Linked DNA regions of Homo sapiens: region 1 is linked to region 2. Evidence: chromatin loops called from intact Hi-C (ENCODE). Cell type or tissue: GM12878. All regions are shown on one strand. Links, peaks and the distances in the headings refer to the core of each region. The heading gives the core; the rest is flanking DNA.

Region 1 (12,985 bases), core at 2,878-10,877, 190 kb before region 2:
TTTTGATGTGCTGCTGGATTCGGTTTGCCAGTATTTTATTGAGGATTTTTGCATCAATGTTCATCAAGGATATTGGTCTAAAATTCTCTTTTTTTGTTGTGTCTCTGCCTGGCTTTGGTATCAGAATGATGCTGGCCTCATAAAATGAGTTAGGGAGGATTCCCTCTTTTTCTATTGATTGGAATAGTTTCAGAAGGAATGGTACCAGTTCCTCCTTGTACCTCTGGTAGAATTCAGCTGTGAATACATCTGGTCCTGGACTCTTTTTGGTTGGTAAGCTATTGATTATTGCCACAATTTCAGATCTTGTTATTGGTCTATTCAGAGATTCAACTTCTTCCTGGTTTAGTCTTGGGAGAGTGTATGTGTTGAGGAATTTATCCATTTCTTCTAGATTTTCTAGTTTATTTGCGTAGAGGCGTTTGTAGTATTCTCTGATGGTAGTTTGTATTTCTGTGGGATCGGTGGTGATATCCCCTTTATCATTTTTTATAGCGTCTATTCAATTCTTCTCTCTTTTTTTCTTTATTAGTCTTGCTAGCGGTCTATCAATCTTGTTGATCCTTTCAAAAAACCAGCTCCTGGATTCATTAATTTTTTGAAGGGTTTTTTGTGTCTCTATTTCCTTCAGTTCTGCTCTGATTTTAGTTATTTCTTGCCTTCTGCTAGCTTTTGAATGTGTTTGCTCTTGCTTTTCTAGTTCTTTTAATTGTGATGTTAGGGTGTCAATTTTGGATCTTTCCTGCTTTCTCTTGTGGGCATTTAGTGCTATAAATTTCCCTCTACACACTGCTTTGAATGCATCCCAGAGATTCTGGTATGTGGTGTCTTTGTTCTCGTTGGTTTCAAAGAACATCTTTATTTCTGCCTTCATTTTGTTATGTACCCAGTAGTCATTCAGGAGCAGGTTGTTCAGTTTCCATGTAGTTGAGCGGTTTTGAGTGAGATTCTTAATCCTGAGTTCTAGTTTGATTGCACTGTGGTCTGAGAGACAGTTTGTTATAATTTCTGTTCTTTTACATTTGCTGAGGAGAGCTTTACTTCCAAGTATGTGGTCAATTTTGGAATAGGTGTGGTGCGGTGCTGAAAAAATGTATATTCTGTTGATTTGGGGTGGAGAGTTCTGTAGATGTCTATTAGGTCCACTTGGTGCAGAGCTGAGTTCAATTCCTGGGTATCCTTGTTGACTTTCTGTCTCGTTGATCTGTCTAATGTTGACAGTGGGGTGTTAAAGTCTCCCATTATTAATGTGTGGGAGTCTAAGTCTCTTTGTAGGTCACTCAGGACTTGCTTTATGAATCTTGGTGCTCCTGTATTGGGTGCATATATATTTAGGATAGTTAGCTCTTCTTGTTGAATTGATCCCTTTACCATTATGTAATGGCCTTCTTTGTCTCTTTTGATCTTTGTTGGTTTAAAGTCTGTTTTATCAGAGACTAGGATTGAAACCCCTGCCTTTTTTTGTTTTCCATTTGCTTGGTAGATCTTCCTCCATCCTTTTATTTTGAGCCTATGTGTGTCTCTGCACATGAGATGGGTTTCCTGAATACAGCACACTGATGGGTCTTGACTCTTTATCCAATTTGCCAGTCTGTGTCTTTTAATTGGAGCATTTAGTCCATTTACATTTAAAGTTAAAATTGTTATGTGTGAATTTGATCCTGTCATTATGATGTTAGCTGGTTATTTTGCTCTTTAGTTGATGCAGTTTCTTCCTAGTCTTGATGGTCTTTACATTTTGGCATGATTTTGCAGCGGCTGGTACCGGTTGTTCCTTTCCATGTTTAGTGCTTCCTTCAGGAGCTCTTTTAGGGCAGGCCTGGTGGTGACAAAATCTCTCAGCATTTGCTTGTCTGTAAAGTATTTTATTTCTCCTTCGCTTATGAAGCTTAGTTTGGCTGGATATGAAATTCTGGGTTGAAAATTCTTTTCTTTAAGAATGTTGAATATTGGCCCCCACTCTCTTCTGGCTTGTAGGGTTTCTGCCGAGAGATCCGCTGTTAGTCTGATGGGCTTCCCTTTGAGGGTAACCTGACCTTTCTCTCTGGCTGCCCTTAACATTTTTTCCTTCATTTCAACTTCGGTGAATCTGACAATTATGTGTCTTGGAGTTGCTCTTCTCGAGGAGTATCTTTGTGGCGTTCTCTGTATTTCCTGAATCTGAACGTTGGCCTGCCTTGCTAGATTGGGGAAGTTCTCCTGGATAATATCCTGCAGAGTGTTTTCCAACTTGGTTCCATTCTCCCCATCACTTTCAGGTACACCAATCAGATGTAGATTTGGTCTTTTCACATAGTCCCATATTTCTTGGAGGCTTTGCTCATTTCTTTTTATTCTTTTTCCTCTAAACTTCCCTTCTCGCTTCATTTCATTCATTTCATCTTCCATCGCCGATACCCTTTCTTCCAGTTGATCGCATCGGCTCCTGAGCCTTCTGCATTCTTCACATAGTTCTCGAGCCTTGGTTTTCAGCTCCATCAGCTCCTTTAAGCACTTCTCTGTATTGGTTATTCTAGTTATACATTCTTCTAAATTTTTTTCAAAGTTTTCAACTTCTTTGCCTTTGGTTTGAATGTCCTCCCGTAGCTCAGAGTAATTTGATCGTCTGAAGCCTTCTTCTCTCAGCTCCTCAAAGTCATTCTCCATCCAGCTTTGTTCCGTTGCTGGTGAGGAACTGCGTTCCTTTGGAGGAGGAGAGGCGCTCTGGTTTTTAGAGTTTCCAGTTTTTCTGTTCTGTTTTTTCCCCATCTTTGTGGTTTTATCTACTTTTGGTCTTTGATGATGGTGATGTACAGATGGGTTTTTGGTGTGGATGTCCTTTCTGTTTGTTAGTTTTCCTTCTAACAGACAGGACCCTCAGCTGCAGGTCTGTTGGAATACCCTGCAGTGTGAGGTGTCAGTGTGCCCCTGCTGGGGGGTGCCTCCCAGTTAGGCTGCTCGGGGGTCAGGGGTCAGGGACCCACTTGAGGAGGCAGTCTGCCCGTTCTCAGATCTCCAGTTGCGTGCTGGGAGAACCACTGCTCTCTTCAAAGCTGTCAGACAGGGACATTTAAGTCTGCAGAGGTTACTGCTGTCTTTTTGTTTGTCTGTGCCCTGCCCCCAGAGGTGGAGCCTACAGAGGCAGGCAGGCCTCCTTGAGCTGTGGTGGGCTGCGCCCAGTTGGAGCTTCCTGGCTGCTTTGTTTACCTAAGCAAGCCTGGGCAATGGCGGGTGCCCCTCCCCCAGCCTCGCTGCCACCTTGCAGTTTGATCTCAGACTGCAGTGCTAGCAATCAGCGAGACTCCGTGGGCATAGGACCCTCCAAGCCAGGTGTGGGATATAATCTCGTGGCGCGCCGTTTTTTAAGCCCGTCGGAAAAGCGCTGTATTCGGGTGGGAGTGACCCGATTTTCCAGGTGCGTCCGTCACCCCTTTCTTTGACTCGGAAAGGGAACTCCCTGACCCCTCGCGCTTCCCAAGTGAGGCAATGCCTCGCCCTGCTTCGGCTCGCGCACGGTGCGCGCACTCACTGGCCTGCGCCCACTGTCTGGCACTCCCTAGTGAGATGAACCCTGTACCTCAGATGGAAATGCAGAAATCACCGTCTTCTGCGTCGCTCAGGCTGGGAGCTGTAGACCGGAGTTGTTCCTATTCGGCCATCTTGGCTCCTCCCCCTCAAATAAAATTTTTCAACTTGTCTAAGTGATTCTAAGATTCATCTAGAAAAATAAAACATTGAGACCAGCTTTTAAAAAATTAAAGAAAAGAGTAATGAATAAGGATTTAGCTACTAGACATAAAAACTTTTATGAAACTACAATAATTTAGATGATGTGGTAATAGCACAGGCCTTGACAGATTAATAGGAAAGACTAGATAGTCCTGAAATAGGACTAAAAATATATAAAAACTTAATGAAGAATGATAAATGAAAAATCACATACCATAAAAATGTTGGAAGTAACACTGGTGAATATAAAACTGATTTAAAAGCAATAGAATATGTCACCAAGGAAAAGATACATAGATTTAACTGCATAATATTTAAAATTTGTATATCACTGAAATAAAGCTTATCTAATATAACATCAAGGATATTTTAAAAGTTAACAACAAAACTCTGTATCAGAAAACACCATAAAATTATTTAAAAGCAAATGGCAACCTTGAAAAAAATTTTGCAATATATATGACAAGTTAATGACTACTGCATATAAAAATATTCACATATCAATAAAAAATAAGAACATTCTGTGTTTTCTTTCCTACTGCTGCTGTAACAAATTATCACCAATTTAGTGGCTTACACCACACAAATTTATTCTCTTACATTCCTGGCCGTCAGAAGTCTGAAAGCATTCTCACTGAGCTAAAGTCAAGATTTCAACAGGGCTAGCTTGTTCCATGCTCTCGGAGAAAATCCTTTCCCTCCCTTTCCCAGTTTCTGCGGGCCACCTGCCTTTCCTGCCTTACAGCCTCTTCTTCCATCTTCAAAGCCAGCAATGTAATATTTCAGATCACCCTCCTGTGACCTCAGCTTCCTTTGTCAACTCTCCTGCTCTGACTCTAACTCTCCTGTCTCCCTCCAATAACGACTCCACATAAATAATTCAGAATAATATCCTCATCTCAAGGTCCTTAATTTAATCACATCTGCAAAGTCCATTTTGCCATGTAAGCAAATATATTCACATGTTCAGGGACAAGATTATGGACATCTTTGAGAGCCCATATTCTTTCTGGCACACATCAATAGAAAAAAAAGAGACAACACATAGAATAAAAAAACAAATAAATGCCCAATAAACCCATGAAATACATGTTCAATCTCACTAGAATTCTAACAACTAGAAAAGAAAACAAGAGTGAGATACTTCTTTTGCCTGATAAATTGCCGAAGATTTTTCTAAAATGTGAATGCATTTTCTGAAATGTGAATGCAAGAGTACAGTTTCCAAACCATTAGGTGACATGTGTCAAAAGCCTTAGAAAGTTCATGTCATTTAATCCCATAATTTTATTACTCAAAATTTTTCCTAAGGAATTACTTAGAGATTCAAAATATATCATATGACTATTACCCACAGTATTTTTAAAGAGAAATAAATTAGAAACTACATCCAACAACAAGGTATTGGCTAAATAAACTGTGATAAAACTATATGATTGAATACTATGCAGCCATTAAAATTTGATCTTTAAAGATTTTTAATAATATTGAGACTATTCTCACAATAGACTGCTGAGGACAAAATATAAACAGGGTCTAAAACTGCATGTATTATAAAATATATGCAAATAGAAGGCTAATGATGGTTAACTCAGAGCCATTGGATTATGAGTTATTTTTATTTTCTTCATTACACTTTTTATATTTGCTAAATTTTTAATAATAAATAATATTACTGTTATAATCATTTTTTAAAAGGTAATTTAAAAATTTCAAAGTGAAGGATGGCAGATGTTGGCCATTGAGCCTTAGAATTCTAAGCAGGATGGAAAATAAAGTGTTTTATGCCCCCAAATGGCAGCTCCCACACATCAATCAGAGACCAGCCATGCACATTATTCCTTTTAGAAGCAAAGCCAGACAGCACTGTGCGCAAATCAGTATCTCACAGTTACGTACCGTTGCCAGGAGGGAGACAACACAGAACAAGTTCAGCACAGAACCCCAACTTCAAGTAGAAACAGGTTTTCCTCCTTGCTGTGGGCCTAGAAAGGATTACAAGCATATTGCAGAGCCCTCCAGAGTCAGAAGGGAAGAATGAAACCACATGAATTTTAATTAAATTCTAAAATAGGACATAGAAACTAGTTGGAATAACTGAAGAATACGCCAGATAAACACATCAGCCATAGCACAGTTCACAATACAACTTCCCATCGGGCAAAAAATACAAATGATAATTTTGATACGGACTCCTAGAAGGAACACCCATTCCAAATGTGAGTTAGCTCCTTCACATTGAAAAATATCATTTTCAATAAGCTAATGGAAAGTTAGCTTTAGGATAACAGGGACTTTTTTAAAACCCTGTGGTGTCATTGCTATATGTCTGTTGACTTAAATAGTGTCTGTTGCCTAGTGGGTACTCAATAGATAATTATTAAATTAAGGTTGGATCAATAGAATTACTATAAACCTTGGTAGTCTATCTTTAGGTTAATTGACCTCACTTTCATAGGATTTGAACTCATAGCCAATCAGAGCCAGCAGTGAGGAATTAATGAGCACAACTTGTACACTGGAGAGGATATTATGTTAGGAAAAATCCTATCTCAGTATCTGAAAAGGAAGGTAAACCTCTTCCAATTCAGGTCCGTCTGTTTAACATGAGAAAACTAATATCTGAGTCTAAAGTGAGTCACCCCAGGACACTTCCCTAATTGATAGCGAAACCGAGTCACTGCCACCTAGTGGAGGGGTCTGCTCCTCTCGCCCTTCCTCACACTGACTAGATGGGCAGGTGGAAGCATGTTCCGTGGAGCCAGCTGTATGCCTCCTGCCTCACTCTCCTCTCAAAATAGGACCACCCCCCATGCTACCCCACACTCTACACCTGGCACCTGCCATTCTCATATTACTAACTCTAAAAACTTGATGTGGGCAGCATTACTTTTATCAAGACTAATGGCAAAGATCCTTTTTCAGATCAGTTGCCAACTGATTTTGAAACCAGCTCAAGGAATGTCCTTTCTGAAGGCACCGAATATTGCAAGCCTAGTAGACTTCCTGCTCCTTGCAATTGTGTTATTCATCCTCGAAGTCTCTACATTTGACATTTTGCCATTGTCGGCTCATTAAATAAATTACTTATTAAAATAAAAGTGCATCCTGCATTAAGTGCCCGGCCTGCTGACATCGAGCTGAGGAATGATTCCAATCGGCTTTCAGTGTCATCTGATTGCATCGAGCCAGCCTGGCTGCCAGCCCCCAAGCGGCCCTATAGAGGCCAGGGACACACAGAAATTGAGAGCACAGGGTACACAGTAAGGCCTGCTTCCAATGAAGAGGAACACTTTTACAATTTGAGGGCCAAAAACATAATATGACGCCATTGTGGGCCACTTTCTGTTCTTAGCAAAAATCTTTAATTTGCAAATTTCCTTTCTTATATTCAAGGAATATAAGAAAACATAATATATTTTCTTATATTCAAGGAATATAAGAAAACGTAATATATTTTCTTATATTCAAGGAATATAAGAAAACGTAATATATTTTCTTATATTCAAGGAATATAAGAAATATATTTTCTTATATTCAAGGAATATAAGAAAATATATTTCTTATATTCAAGGAATATAAGAAAATATATTTTCTTATATTCAAGGAAAAGACCTGGCAGGATCTCTCCCAGATAGGAGTTGACAGTAGCTCACCAGAAACAGAGACAACACCATTATGAACAAACTTCAAGGCAAAGGAAAGACTTGAATTCCCTTTCTTCTCACCTCAAAATCCGTTTCCAAAACTAAAATTCAAGCAGCAAACATAACATTTGAAAAATGAGATGCTCCCTCCCCCTCCATTTTCACCTGTTTCTCTAGAATGTGAAGCAGCAAATGTAGATTTCTGTGATTTCTGTGCAAGGAAAATTGGAGCAGATAGGGTCTTAGCTGAGCTGGGAATGTGATAAATATTTTCATGGACTGCTGAATCTCACTAATTGGATACTTTAATGAAACTTGAGGTATCTCTTCCTAACTTCTAACACACTTTTAACCCTTACAACTTGTATGGGCAATTTTTTAAACAGAAGAATGTTTGATCCAAGAAAATCAATTTTTTTTTCAAACAGAAAGTCCAGTGGTAAATTAATAACAGCTCCTAATAAAGAAAGGATCATTGGTTTTTTCTGCTGCCTTCAGAACAGCTAATAAAGACTATTTCTTCCCAGTGTTCAATCAAAATGAAATGAACATTAATTGGACATTAAGTACTAAGGAAATGCCCACTAGTTCTTTCTCACTTCTCCCACTCCATCCTCATCCTACCATTTCCTCTGTTAACAAACTAGGCAGAAAGATGTCTCCTCCTATTGTACCTAAACAAATCAGCATACAGGGAAGTGATTTATCATTCATGAAAAGCAATCAGATTGCTTGGGGCTGACAGCTGTTCCCAAAATGCAGCTGAGAAACAGACCTTTGGCAAAGTGTAAAATTTGGAACAAAATCATATTACTGTACTTCAGCTGGCAACACAAAAGGCTGACAGTGAGCTTAATAAACAAAATACCATGCAGCTCGAAATATATTAGCTAGTCTACATTTATGAACAAAAATGGTCACTTCTCCCATTTTTTTTCTAAGTCACCTTCAGTCAAACTAAATACCTAGCAAAAGTAAAATGCTCTCTTTAGGTTTTTTTCTTTTTTTTTTTTTTTTTAAGATTTAGGCAAATTTTTGGTAAAGACTTTTTTTCCCACACAATTCATTATGGGAAATGGACCAGAAGGAGGAAAAAATGATGAAACATGCATAAAGGTTAAAGAGGGACACAGCTTTTACTAGAAAAGGAAGAATTCCAGTATATTCTGGCCTCTGAGCCATAATTCATTTCATTTCCCGTGTTGAGAATGCTTTCCCATATCTCTCTGCCTGTCTAAGGTCTAGCTATCCTTTCAAACAAATTTAGATCGTCATCAAACCTCGAAAATGCTACAATTCTGAAATGATTTTCCTGACTGCTCTGGCCCCCAGTGATCTCAGCCTCCCTTGAATTCTGTAACATTTCTTTCGGTACTCTTGATCTCTTTCCCCTTGTGTCCCCTCATGTCTAATCTCTTTCTGCATGGCTCCCACCACCTATTTAATCATGTTGAACCTCTTGCTCTACGTCCAATGCAAAATATATTTTTTCATACCTCTGTGTTTCTTTAACCACTGATTCCTTGGCAAAGAAATCTCCTTCACCTGTTCTTCATGGCCAATCATATTCACAATTTAAGACTTACTTCAGGGCCAGGGATCAGTGGCTCACACCCATAATTCCAAAGCTTTAGCAGGATGATCACTTGAAGCCAGGAGTTCCAGACCAACCTGGGCAACATAACAAGACCCCAATCTCTCTCTCTCTCTCTCTCTCTCTCTCTCTCTCTCTCTCTCTCACACACACACACACACACTCTCTCTCTGTTTGTGTGCGTGTGTGTGTGTCTATAGGGGAACATATTAATATTATAGCAGAGTTTGGTGTCATGTGCCTGTAGTCACAGCTACTCCGCAGGCTGAGGCAGGAAGATCCTCTGAGCCCAGGAGATAACTGCAGTGAGTTATGATCATGCCACCGCACTCCAGCCTGGGTGACAGAGTGAGACCTTGTCTCCAGAAAAAAAAAAGAGATAGAGAGAGAGAAAGAAAGAGAGAGAGAAAGAAAGAAAGAAAGAGAGAGACAGAGAGAGAGACAAAGAAAGAAAGAAGGAAGGAAAGTTCAAATGTCCTCCATTTGATAAACATATAGTGAGATTCTATGCTGATGCTTGCCCTGAACTAATGGCTTGAGGTAAAGATATGGAAAAGATATAGCCACCATCATAAAGACATCCACATATTCTTAGTATTAAAGACCCAAATCCTTAACCTGTTCTAAAAATCATGGTGTCATGTGGCCTTCTAGCTACGTCACTAGCCTCACCTGTGCCTCTGCTCCCCTACTCCTCTGGGCTCCTGCCACACTAGCTTTCTCTTGTTCTCAAGGCTTCCATGCTCCCTCCAACTTCAGGACTTCTTTACTGTGCTTTTCCTCCCATCATGCATGCATCTTTGATTAACAGACTCCTGATCTGCCTTCCTTCTCAGCCCTCATACTCCATTCCCAGGGAAATCTCTTTCAAGTCTTTTGTCAAAGTCCAATCCTCTGATTAAGCACTCTTACAGCACCCATGTAAGTTTTCTTCAAAACAGTGATGAAAGTTCTGATTTTTCCAAGTGTTTATTGGCTTATTTGTTTAATGCCTGCTTCTTCCATAAGACTATAAACTGCATGCAGCATAACCTTTGTATGAGTTTGCCAGTAGGTCCTCAGGATCTCTTTTCATGTCTGTACATGTTAACATTCAAAAGAGTTACTGATGGAATACATAAAAAAAAGAATGTGTGAAAAAATAAAAGTCCAGTTGGTAAGACAAAAAAGCCCTTGATTCCAATAGAATGCGGTATGGAGGAAGCTGTGTGTGATGTAGGACCCCCACGAGGGGACCTGATTTAACAGAAGGTCACTGATACGTCTCAAGGAAACAATTCTTCTGACCATCAGATAGTAAAGTCAAATTGAAATTGGCCAAAGGGTGAACGGGAAGTGAAGCTGTGGCCACAATAAGTGAGGATCCTCCTTTTAAGAGGTTTAATTGTAGGGTGTCTAGAAAAAGGATGTAGACTGGAGAGGATGATTTTTTTAATGAGAGACTGAAAAAATATGTATGTATTGTTGGAGAAGAGCAAGAAAGATGAAGAGGTTGGGTAACTGGTGGGCCTACATCCCTAAAAATCTAGAGAGAATAGGAAGTGGAACAGAGGTAAGAGGAATTATTCTTAACAGAAAAAGGGATCTTTCTTTTATTAGATAGGAGAAAAGAATGTTAAAATGTGTAGAGATGCAACTTTCATTTAACAAATATTTATTGAACACATACAATAAGCCTAATACTTATCTATGTTCTTAGGTTACAATGGTAAATGAAGCAAAGTTCTCTACCCCAATGACATTTATATTCCAGCAAAGAACAGACATAGGATATAAGCAAATTATAGAGTACATTAGAAAGTGGAGTTTGCCACAGGATAAGGGGGCTAGACTGTGTGTGTGGAGAGAGTAGAATAGGATTTTAAATAGGATGGGCCTCATTGAAAAGATGACAAGTAACCAAAGACATAAAAAGAAAGGTGAGTTAGCCATGCAGGTATCAGGGAAAAGAGAGATCCAGGTAAAGAGAACAACTGGGTCAAAGACTCTGAGCTGGGAGCATGAACATTTAGAAGGAAGACAAGAAATTGATGGTATTGCATGCTAATGGCTCCAACATTTTCTTTGTGAAGCAAAGGAGACATTATCTGCTGATGGAGGAGCTGAGGCTTAATTGAGGGAAACTGTGAAACTTTGTACTAGCTGCTGTTGAGCATAGAAGAGGGAACATATATGAGATGTCTCAAGGACTTCTGGCAGCACTGACAATTGGAGAACAGAGTTCCGGTTTCATGTATTTGCACTGGCGAAATTCCCATTCAGTAGCCCAAGCCTGATAGCTAAGAAAGCAAAGAGGCGAACCTGTCCAAAGAGAGGGCAAAGTCCCAAGAAAGTGGGGAGAGAATTATTCCTGTGATGGACTGTGGAAAAGAAAGAAAGTGGTGCCAAAATACAATGGATGCACCCAGAGAAACAGTGACAACCTTCTCACTTCCACAGATTCTCCAAAGGAGCTAGCCACTCCCTCTTGTGCTTCCATAGTAGGTCATACTACATTAATTACTATGTTAATTATGTCACACTAGATTATGTTCATATGTAAGAATATCTTATTCTCCTTTGGATCTCCCCCATGGCTTTGCCCAATGCCTGGCCAAGAGTAGGCATTTAGAATACATTTGTTGAATTAAACAATAAATTAAATGATATAACATTTATGCTTTGCTACCTATTATAATTATTTATTTTTCCAGGCGTATAATCTGTCTTCTCTACTATAGAAGGTAGGTTAAGAGCGGGAATTATGCCTTGTACTTCTTTGTTTCCCTAGGAGTGTGCCCTAGAAATAAAAGAAACTCAATAATTTTTTGTTATTGTTGTTGAAGGGAAAAAAATGATTAAGACAGTAAAGCAAGGTCAATTTCTAGAGTTCTGTATCCCTGAAGCAATCATAAACCTGTAGTAGAGTAACTGTAAAGTTTTGAGACTAGAACAGAAAAAAATGATGTAATCAGAAGAACTGCAGTGACAAGTGTTGAAAAGGATGATTCCGGAGATAAATGGTTCCTTGTGTCTCCAACATAGCCAAGTACTTCCAGAAAATTATTTCCCAGGATAGCACCATCCCTGGGGTTAAAAAGAGCATTTTACAAAATCATCACAGCTTGATGGAACTATCCTTCAAGACAATGATCCTCCAATTGTGGTATGAGTATCCTCGGGGGAACTGAAGGTGATTCTGAAGATATGAGAAGCACCAGAGTAAACATGGTACACTTTTAAAATATTACTAGATGTCAAATTAAAAGATATTATCAACATCAAGAGAATGGCAGATATCTTATGAGATAGAATGTAAGTTTTGAGTGAATGTTAATGATAAAAATTTAACTGTACATAAAGTAAGCCCGTTTGATCTCTGCCCCTACACCTGGTACAGGATGTAGAGATCAGAGGTGAGGAGGGCAGGAGATGAGTATTCACTTTCATTAGCTATTCTAGCACTTCACTAGGTGAATTTGAGAAGGACTGCATTATAGCTACTCCTTGCTGATCTAATTAAATATCAAGGAACTTCTCAAGTCAATTGAATTTTTAAGTGAATCTTACCACCAGACAGAAAGTACCCTGTGAAAATAACTATTCCCACTCCCAGGCCAAGTGTAGCCCTTTCATTAAAGACATAAATTTTCTTCCAGGTACAAATAATTTTGTGTGAATATAGGCAATGAAAATAAAACACAAAACAATTCATTTGCCCTTAAATGTTATTTTCATTTACTTGTATCCCCCCAAAAAACTTTAATAAAACATTCATTTTGTTGACCTAATCTAGATGCAGGCCCAGATCCACAAATTCACCTAATTGGAAAATAACATATAGAGTTCATGCTTCAATATTCGCACTGCAATGGTATTAACCCAAGTTATTAGTAGGCTTTTTCTCTCCTTCACACATTGATTTTCTAGTTCTATGTTCATGGTCTTAGGGTATATATGCCCTCTATTGTAAGTTTAAATTATACTTTATAGTAGGTATGGTATAAATTGTAAATTGAAAAATAATTAGAAAGGCTTAGTCTTCTAGATGGAGAAT
Region 2 (10,118 bases), core at 54-8,053:
TTGTGCAGTGGTCTGCGTGAGCTACAAGCCAGAAGCTTCTGCCTGCTGCCCAATCCATCCACAGCATTGTGGATACTCCCCACCTGTCTCCCTGTTTTGTTGCAGAGGTGGGTAGTGCCTGGATAAGTCCTCACGCTCATCACATTCAGCTCAGGCTGGCATCAGGGCTTTTGAGGCTGTATCATTGGTAAGGCAGTGTCTGTTTAAAATTACCTTGCTAGGCCAGGCACGGTAGCTCACGCTTGTAATCCCAGCACTTTGGGAGGCTGAGGTGGGAGGTTCACTTGAAGCCAAGAGTTCAAGACCAGTCTGGTCAACAGAATGAGACCCCCATCTCTACAAAAAAACAAAAACAAAAATAAAAATAAATTAGCTGGGCATGGTTGTACACACATGTAGTCCCAGCTTCTCAGGAGGCTGAAGCGGGAGGATCAATTGAGCCCAAGAATTCAAGGCTGCGGTGGGCTGTGAGGGCTCCACTGCACTCCAGCCTGGGCAACAGAGCAAGAGCCCATCTCTTAAAAAAATACATATATATTACCTTGCTAGCCCAGAGGAGTCTCGAACTGGAGTCAAGTTGAGGACTTGCTCCAGGATCTTCCAGAATAATGTTCCCAGCTCCCCACTGCCACCTCAGCTGAAACTGGGATTGCAGTCTGTATCCATACACTCCCTTCTCTTATCCTCCCCTCTCCCCCTCCCACAGAGCCCACTTTCTGAGCTCTGAGCTCTGCTTTCTGCAGGCTTGAAAGAACTTTACTGGAAGCTCTGGCAGAAAGTTAAATTGAATAAAGATCAAAGTTAATAAATTTCCTGGTAAACCCACAGATGGTCCACTTTAAAGGCAATAGTCCCATTCACTTCTGATTAAAATAAAAATTGTCTATAAAGAAACTCCCTAGAACAAAGTTGAATGATGGAACCATATTAAGAGAGCAGTTCATTACCCTTAAGTGAAAAATGCACAAAGTCATCATTCAGAGGCAGTAATGGAGTGGTGATGGTAAAGAGGTAATTAAACCTACATTTAGCTGAACAATTTGGGAAATCCTCCAGGGCACTAGAAATAGAATAGTCTCCCCAAAATACATACTATCTTCAGGCTACCTAGATGATCAGATTGGTGTCACATTTTATGCATAGGTCCAGTTACCTTTCAGTATCAGAGTGCAAACATTAGAAGCAAGTTCTGCCTATGGTCACTAGTTTGGTTTCTTTGTTTTTGGAGAAAGCATTTACTTGTATCCATTTCCTCATCTCCTAATATTTATCCCCATTAGCAGGTGCATGTTACCTGATCAATCTGGGGGAGGCATGTACTTGCATAATCACCTTTCTCCTCCCTACCCCCAGGGCCACCTCCCATTTCCCAACTTTTCAGAAACAATGAACTTGGTAGAATCTTATCAATTTTATTAAAGAATAGAAATGTACTGTTAATTATGCAAAAATTGGTGGCAACATTAATTAGACTCTGGATCACTGACATTCCTCATTCCTTCCCCTTTTCTTTCCATGTCAATGGAGTATGCAACCTTATTTACAACAAAGACTTTCTTAGGAAAAGTATAAATTATAACATTCTATTTCTAAATTCCTTAGCCACAGACTCTTCTGTAATCTTGGTGGGTCCTGTTGTTTGGAAAAGATGAAGATCTCCAAGATTTACTGGAAATTTGTAGGCAAACTTTGGTCCAGCTCTCCTGTGCTCTCTGCACTTTTTTTTCTTTTTTGAGATGGAGTCTCGCTTTATCGCCCAGGCTGGAGTGCAGTGGCTGCAATCTCGGCTCACTGCAACCTCCACTACCTCCAGGGTTCAAGCAATTCTCCTTCCTCAGCCTCCTGAGTATCTGGGACTACAGGAGCGAGAAACACACTTGGCTAATTTTTGTATTTTAGTAGAGACGGGGTTTCACCATGTTGGCCAGGCTGGTCTTGAACTCCTCACCTCAGGTGATCCGCCTGCTTTGGCCTCCCAAAGTGCTGGGATTACAGGAATGAGCCACCGTGCCCGACCTGCTCTCCGCATTTTAGAGATGGAAAGTGCTAACTGTGGAGGTGAAGTATTTCATGAATATATGCAGACACACAGCAAAGACAAGTCGAACCTGTATAATGATAGTGTGCTTTAGATTTTATGGCCAAAGCTAATTTTAACTAAACAAAAAAGGCTGCCCAAATCTCCAAATTCTTACCCCAATTGCTGCTGACTTAGAATGATCCTGGCGAGGTCAATTACCATCCTCTTAACTCTATTTTCTTCTGACGCTCTCTATCAAGTTCCACTAAGTATATCAAAAATTAACAAAAAACTCTTTGACTTCCTTAGATGGAAAGGAATCCAGGCAGATTAATAGGACACAGTATTGCAATTCTTAATCATTGAGATTGCTGAAGGCTGGCAGGTGTAATTAAACAGTCATCAGCCCATAAACTGCGGGTGAGAGTTCAGTGCCGATGTGTCAAATTGGACAAAGTTAACCAGAGGGCTCACCTGAGGAATGAAACTGGGAGACACTCAAGCTTTAGAGTGTCCCATTAGAATCAGGCAGTAATTATAAAACAGGATTCACTGAGAGCTCTTTCAAATTCCAGTGAAGAGCTCATTTCTGAAGCCATTTGTTAAGTTATTGCAGCCAACTATTGCCATTGCTGCAATTGCTTTTGCAGAGCCAAAAAAGAAACTAATTTTAGCTACCTCTTCTACCTCTTACCTTTCCTAGGAAAGAATTTTCTTCAGAGAATCTGAAAGTTGAATCTTCTAGTAATAAACACTTTAGAAGATAGAAAGCAAGAAAAATCTCAGTCGAGAATCTTTTCACAAAGTAACTAAAGAGGCATTATTGGAAACAAGTGGAGAGGAATGGCAAACTGTCACAGCTGTGGCTGCCTGCTCTTAAAAGTAGGAATGCAGTAGAAAGAAAATCCTTGTGGAAAAGTTAATATGACTGTGGATGCTAGGTATGCTGGTGCTACCCCTGGGCCTGGGAGTAATCACCCACTCCAACCAGCATAAACTCCAGGGAGCATGAGATCTGGATCTGACTCCCCTTAGAGCTCAACAAACACTTCTAGGGACCCACAGAAAAAGGCGTTGCCCGTCTGGGTGTATGATAGCGTTGTTTCGGTGGAGAAGCTTCTTCATTATTCAGGAACACGGTGAATGATTGAAACTTACTCCAGCGCCTGGGGGCAAGCAATTTATGATGAACCTCCATAAATGGTTTTTTAAAATCACCTTAAAATTAATGCCTTCTATAGCCCAGAAGAAGGTGGCGGAGGAGACGTGAAGCCTCTTGAGTTTGGACCTCAGGCAAGGAAAAGTTGGGTCTGGCTATAAATGGACCCTTGAGGTGAGAAACCTGGGGACCTCGGATACGATTGTGGAAGTGCCTGTGCTGCCCCCATGTGGACAAAATGGTTCTCTTCATGGCTTTGCTCCTTTGACTCTAGGTTGAGGGTCACAGGATATAGGATTGAAGTGGTGAATATTCTGGGATCTGCTGGTAACAAAAAGAAACATTGCTTTAGTGTTCAGACCAACACAAGGCTGGCTTTGCCATATAACCCTGGACCTGCTGGCATTCTGCACTCTTCTTTTTTTTTTTTTTTTTATTACTCGCTTCTTGCTACACATATTTGTTGAGTTCTGGCCATGGAACCATGATAAGCTCCTGGGATGGTCAAAAGCCTGAGGTGCAGTCCTTGCTCAATAAGCAGATAAGATAACCCTCACATCTATGAATGCGATCTGATAAGGTGGCAAAGAGAACAGGGAAGCAAAGTTGTGTGAGCACAGAAAGAATAGAGAAGGACTTATTCCTCCAGAGAAGGCTCAAAGAAGGCCTCGGGGAAGAAGAGGACTTTGGAACATGTTTTGAAATCCAGGAGGATGTCCCCATGTGGGGGAATAGGAGAAAAGTGCTGCAAACAGAAGGAACAACATAAACCGTAGCACAGGGACCTCACTCCTCTTGGCGAAAGTGCAGTAACCCTTGTGGCTAAAATAAGAGGTGACTGGGTAAAGGAAGGAGGACTCAGTGTGAGACCATACAAGGAGGTTGTGGACAAAACAGGAAGTGTTTTACAAATGCTTGAACTTTATCCTATAGACAGCAGGAACCACTGAAGTCTTTTAGAGCAGATAAGATGTGATCAAAGTATTACTTTTAAACAGTCACTCTGGCAGCATTGTGGAGAATGAATTTTGGAGTCGGTGTAGAACCTAGAAGAAGGAAAGGAGAACAAAGGCTACGGTAGTATTGGCCAGGGGAGAAATGATGAGGTCTGGGTGGGGCAATGAAGTGGCAGGTTTTAAAGCAATATTTCTGATAGACAAGTGGTAGGCTTGGAGATTTATTGGATGTAGAGGTTGAGGGAAAGGGAAACAAAGGATGATTCCCAGGTTTCTAGCTTGTGTCTAGACTAGAGAAATGTTACTGCCATTAGCCATGGGAGGAATTATTGAGAGAGGAAAAGATTGTGCAAGGGGGATATTGAGCATTTGTTTTTGGTCACGTTAGGCTCGTAACCAGGGCTGCACCATGAGGAATTGCAAATGTAGGTCTGGACCTGAAGTATTTATGACCCATTTTTATATGAGAAAATTGAGGCTCTGGAATGTTAATGTGTCCAAAGATTCCTAATAGGTGGTGATGTTTAGTCATCCTTGTGTCTCTGGTTTTAGCATAGTACCAGAAATGAATAAATGCCACGCTATTATCTGAAAGCCAGAGAAGAGAGAGAGGGCAGAACCTGGAAAACACCAGATTCCAAGGACAGTCCAAAGAAGATTGGGCCAGCAAGAAGGACTAAGAAAAAGCAAAACCCAGGAATGAGAATTCCAAGAAAGAGGAAGAGATTCACATGTCAATGCCTCAGAACTCAGAAAGAATGTAAATGGGATATCTGAGGTCATTTTTTACCTTTAGTAGAGAGGTGACTATGCAAGCTGGTTTGGAAATGACTTGGGAGAGAGTGAAAGGTGAAGCCATAGGAAAAAAAGTCAGACTAGACTTCTGTGAATTTAGACTTCAAGCAAGATAAGGAGAGGCAGTAAAAGAGTTGGAGATTGAGGGAAGGTTTTCTGGGCTGGATGGATGGTTGCTTTTAAAGAAAAAAGTAGATTTGAGTATGTTTATGGGCAGAGAAAAAAGCTCCCATGGACAAAGAGAAGCCAGAGATAAAAGTCAGTGGGAAACATGAGGATGGGCTAAAGAGAACAGGTGATGGGGTAACTTTACAAAGGAGCATTTACATCTAATCCTCCAAAACAGGAGGGGAGAAGAAAACACGAACACGGAAGCTCGCCTTAAAAAATCAGCTTCTAGGCTATGGTTATTTCTTGATTACATATCATGAATTTCTCCAGAAGTGCCTGATTCGAAGAATCTTCCATAGTACCCACAGCAATCGATGTTGAAAAGCCAGAAGTCCAGTTTTTCTATTTTATTTGGCATAGGCAAAATGAAGTTTTTACTTGCAGCTTTTATTTTCTGGTTTTTATTTTGAGCTATTTCAACCTGCAGTCAACAATGGAAAATATCAGACCAAAAGGGACATAAAAGGAAAGGGCCTTCCATTTCACCATTAACTTGCCTTCCAGGAAATACCACCACTAAACAGCCACAATAAGCCGCACCACAGTGCTTCCCCTCAACTCTTCATCTCTTGGTTACCCTGGACGAGTGAGGGACCATTGACATTCCCCACAATGGAGTTCAAAACTGTACAATTGACATTATAGACAGTAAAATATCCATTGGTATCTACTCCTCATTTCAATTAGAGTCCTCTCCCTGAACATGATCCTCTAAAGCCGAGCAAGAATTCTGAGGTCTTTGTTCTCCACACTTTCAGTTTTATGATACAGTCCGATCAACGAGAGTTCTAAACTTTACACACAATTTTAAATGGCAAAGCAGCTCAGGATTTTGACTGACTAAATATATTTCTCTAATTTTATAATAATTACCCTACTTCCTTTCTTACATGTACTATTTATATCCTGAAAAGATATCAGATCTGAGAGGGTCTACATAACTGAAGCTTTAGTTTGGATTTTGTCAAAATGGGGAAGAAATGTAAAGGATTTCTTTTTCTGAAACCACCTTTCCTCTTAATACTCTGGAGGTTTGATAAATGTTGCATATACCGCCACCTGCCTCCCACCCCCACTATCCCCAAATGTACCTTACAAAGTTTTGCAAATGGCAAGCGATGAATGGTACAAAGACCACCTGCTTTTGGCTGGGAAGAGCCAAGTCCAGGTCTTAACATGAAACACCTATTTTAGTCCTGATGTTTTCAATGGATATGAACTTTATGACTACAGGGTACACTAAGCCACACTGCAGACAACATTGGGATTCCTTTGCGATCAACCACACCACATCAAACTGCACTCTATTCATGCTCTATCTACAAGTCTTCCCAAACTTATCTTCTTTTCTTGCTAAACTTCTATTTCAAATTTTTTATCTTCCTCCCCTTTATATATCAGCATTCTCTAGAAGAAACTAGAGCATTTTAGATGGAAAATGTAGCCTTTATGTAACAAAAAGAAATTTCAAAATTGTATCTCTTCCCCAAATCTTTCTAGGTCATATATTGTGTCAAGAAGATAGCAGGCTAATGTCACCCTCTAATGGAATAGTGTTTTCAGGGATTTAACTGCTCAAATGGACCATCCTTAAGGTTATTCAACTTTTTGTTCTGACTCCATTTCACCAATCACCTTCTTAAAAAGATTTTTTTCACTTCAAATTCAATTCTAACTCAATCTTCTCTTGCAAACCAGTTTCCCATTTTGACTTCTTTATATTGTATTTCTAACAGTTTTTTAATAAAATTAATATATGTTGGTGGAGCGCTGTGGCTCACGCCTGTAATCCCAGCACTTTGGGAGACCGAGATGGGCGGATCACTTGAGTTCGGGAGTTCAAGACCAGCCTGGCCAACATGGCGAAACCCCATCTCTACTAAAAGTACAAAAATTAGCCAGGGATGGTGGTGCATGCCTGTAATCCCAGCTACTTGAGAGGCTGAGGCAGGAGAATCGCTTGAATCTGGGAGACAGAGGTTGTAGTGAGCTGAGATCGTGCCACTGCACTCCAGCCTGAGTGACAGAGCAATTACATTAGTTATGCATTGTTCGTATGTGACTATTCCTCTAAAATACGTGTTTAAAGTCTTTGGATTCAAGCATATTAAGATACCACTGTTTATTTAATCAATCTCTTACTATCAAATATGTAAGTTGTACCCAGTTTTTTCAAGTTATCAGAAATATTGCAATTAAAATCCAGCTATATTATTTAGTGTATCTTACTATTTCCTCAGACTGATTTCCTAGAATGGGAGGCAGACAGTTTGGATGGAATCCTAGATTTATTCCTTTCTATTGGTGTGACTCTAGGCAAGTTGTTGAGTCTTTCTTTGCCTTGGTTTATCTGCAAAATGGAGATTATGATAACACATAATTCATAGGATTGTTGAAAAATTAAACTTAGTAGAAGTTCCAAATAAGTATTTGCTGTTGTTATGAAAACCTTTAAAGTTTTCAATGCATATACAACATTTTAGGATGTTAAAACTAAAGTTTGACCCTGCCACTTGGAAACAATAGTCTCCAGAACCCACACTCTTAACTGCTAGGTTTACTAACACTCATGAGCATAACAACTCCAGTTCTAGGAATTTAGGCTGAGGAAATACATGACAGACACACACAAAGTAAAATACATGCAATAGATGTTCCACACCGAAGTTAGGTGCCTGAACAAAATGTTCAAAAGATAGACAAAAAAGCTAGGCTTTCTACTTTAGATCACTCAGGCAAAGACTAAACAAGTGCTGAGTGTGGAAGAAGTGGATTTGGGAGGTGATGTCTTCAGCTAAGCCATGCTGTGACAGCCTGCCCATCACCAGAGAGAGGGGAGCATGGTATCTCCCACCACAGGCTTAGTGACTTCTTCCTTTGCTGTGTCCCATCCTCTGAGAGGCCAGAAGATGCAATTAACAAGGAGAAAGAGGGAAAGAAAGGAGTGAGAGAAGGTGACCAAAACCACGGTGCAAAGAACAGGTGCCCCGTTGAACACAGACCTCAGGTGGGACAAGGAAAGGAAACGTCTTACCTGTGAAAAAAAAGACTGAAGTTTGATTAATAGCTTGGATTGTATACTCTTAATTTCTGAATCAAGCCAGCATTTGTGGCTTAGAACATAGGCCAATCTACTCCCCAAGAGCAAGCAGAACAGAGGGGCATCCAAGTTCTCAGCCAGTGAGTAGGGGAAGCTTCCACCACCAAATACATTTTTAAGTAATGATAGGAGACACAAATGAGGAATCCATTATGCTTGTCCAATGGAAAGGCTCCACATAATAATAAAACATTGCCGCCCAGAAAACTTGTCTCAATTTATATTCCAATGAGCAGTGTACAGGAGTCTCTTTTTCCCTCACTACAAAATATATGATCTATAATTTGGTTTCCCAAATAGATTTTTTTTTTTTTTTGAGATGGAGTCTCGCTGTGTTGCACAGGCTGGAGTGCAGTGGCACAATCTCAGCTCACTACAACCTCCGCCTCCCGGGCTCAAGCCATCCTCCCACCTCACCCTCCGGAGTAGCTGGGACTACAGGCACCTGGCACCACGCCCAGCTAGTTTTTTTGTTTTGTTTTGTTTTTTGTATGTTTAGTAGATACAGGGTTTCGCCGTGTTGGCCAAGCTGGTCTCGAACCCCTGATCCACCCACCTCGGCCTCCCAAAGTGCTGGGATTACAGGTGTGAGCCACCCTGCCCGGCCCCAAATAGGCTTTATTTGTGTGAAGAGAACAAACTGAATGGCTGACACAGATATATTGCTTAGCAAGTATATTTCTAATAGTAAATAAATAAATTGGCATTTTAATTTATCAGCCAGCCAGTGTTTTAAGAGATTAGTTAACACAAATAAGCCCCCTAGAATGAAGTCACTTCTCACAGAGATGACAATTCAAGTTCCCCACACGTGCCCAGCCGAGCAGTTCTCCAGCAGCCCCAGCGCGGGCAGCCTCCAAGGTCCTCCGGGAAGCCAGCTGGCTGGCAGGTTGGCCTCTCTTTAGCACCATTTAAACTGCAACAAGCAGAACAGCAGGCTTTGAGGAGTGAGGACATGAAATGTCCTCCGGGGACCAAGAAACTGGATGTTCACAGATCCAGTTTCTAATTGCAAAGCAGCTAATCGTAGAGCATCTAATCGAGAGGCAGCATTTGAACAAAGAGTGGAAATAACCCCAACGCCATTCAGCACGGAATGAGACCCAGGCCTCTCAATGAACAACTCCTTCCAACAAAAATAGCAAGTCTGCGGCGCCACGTAAAGGTGCTGCCAATGGGGTGTGTGCACATTACTGTGACAGGCAAACACAACATCAAGAAAACACTTAATCTTCCTGTTTATCCCCAGAAGGACTAATAACCAGAGTGAGAGGGAGAGCTGCATTCTTCTTCATTTAGAAACGAGCTCCCACTAATGCCTGGCTCTCCAAGTTTATAGACCAAATACCTGCTCGCACTAAAACTGCCACATATTGTAAACCTCACCAAGGAAGTGAATCCATCACGTTCTCACTCCCTTAAGAATAGTTTTTCCCTGGAGTACATAACCCATTACTGCATATCTTGTAGAAATCAAATGCAGACTCTATCTTCCACCACAGAACAAATCGGTTTTGCAGAAAAATGCACAAATCATGACATTTTGTTTTTCTTTCACTTTAAGGCTTTTATTTCATTATGGTTATTGTTTTCTTCTTTTTCTTTGTTTTCAGGCAGCAGTTTCTAAGGCATCACTACACTTGGATTAGAGCCACAGCTAGGGAGGGGATGCCATTCCCCACTTAGTCTCTAGCTACAGGGATGGTACCGAGGCCCGCTCCGGGCTACAATGAGAAGCAGATTGAGGGGCCTGCAAACCCCGTTGATTTACCTTGAACCCTTTTCTGACTCTTTGTCTCCCACTCTTTCCTACAGGTTCCTGATCTGATCCCTCCAATCAGCAGACATTTCTCTGTGATGTCACTAACACTGTCAGTCACCAGACTTGTTCTTTGGGTTCAGGGACTTATTATTCAC

The links. Peaks named below come from ENCODE experiments on the same cell type or tissue, not always from the same donor. Only the 100,000 strongest peaks of a DNase experiment are listed, where the experiment ranks them.
Region 1: a loop joins it to region 2, with 2.9 times the contacts of the local background. A loop is called at or near these places in 5 of 110 quality-filtered maps.

The regions. Positions count from the first base shown.
Region 1 is chr2:191,752,518-191,765,502 of GRCh38, reverse strand. No RefSeq gene overlaps it. Among named protein-coding and RNA genes, the nearest start is that of NABP1, 81 kb to the right of the region's middle. RefSeq lists an enhancer at 3,403-3,996. In GM12878, for the core only: a CTCF peak has its summit at 6,396 (motif pointing left); a DNase peak (open chromatin) is centred at 6,392.
Region 2 is chr2:191,559,739-191,569,856 of GRCh38, reverse strand. No RefSeq gene overlaps it. Among named protein-coding and RNA genes, the nearest start is that of NABP1, 110 kb to the left of the region's middle. RefSeq lists an enhancer at 4,654-5,853. In GM12878, for the core only: a CTCF peak has its summit at 3,415 (motif pointing left); a DNase peak (open chromatin) is centred at 3,411.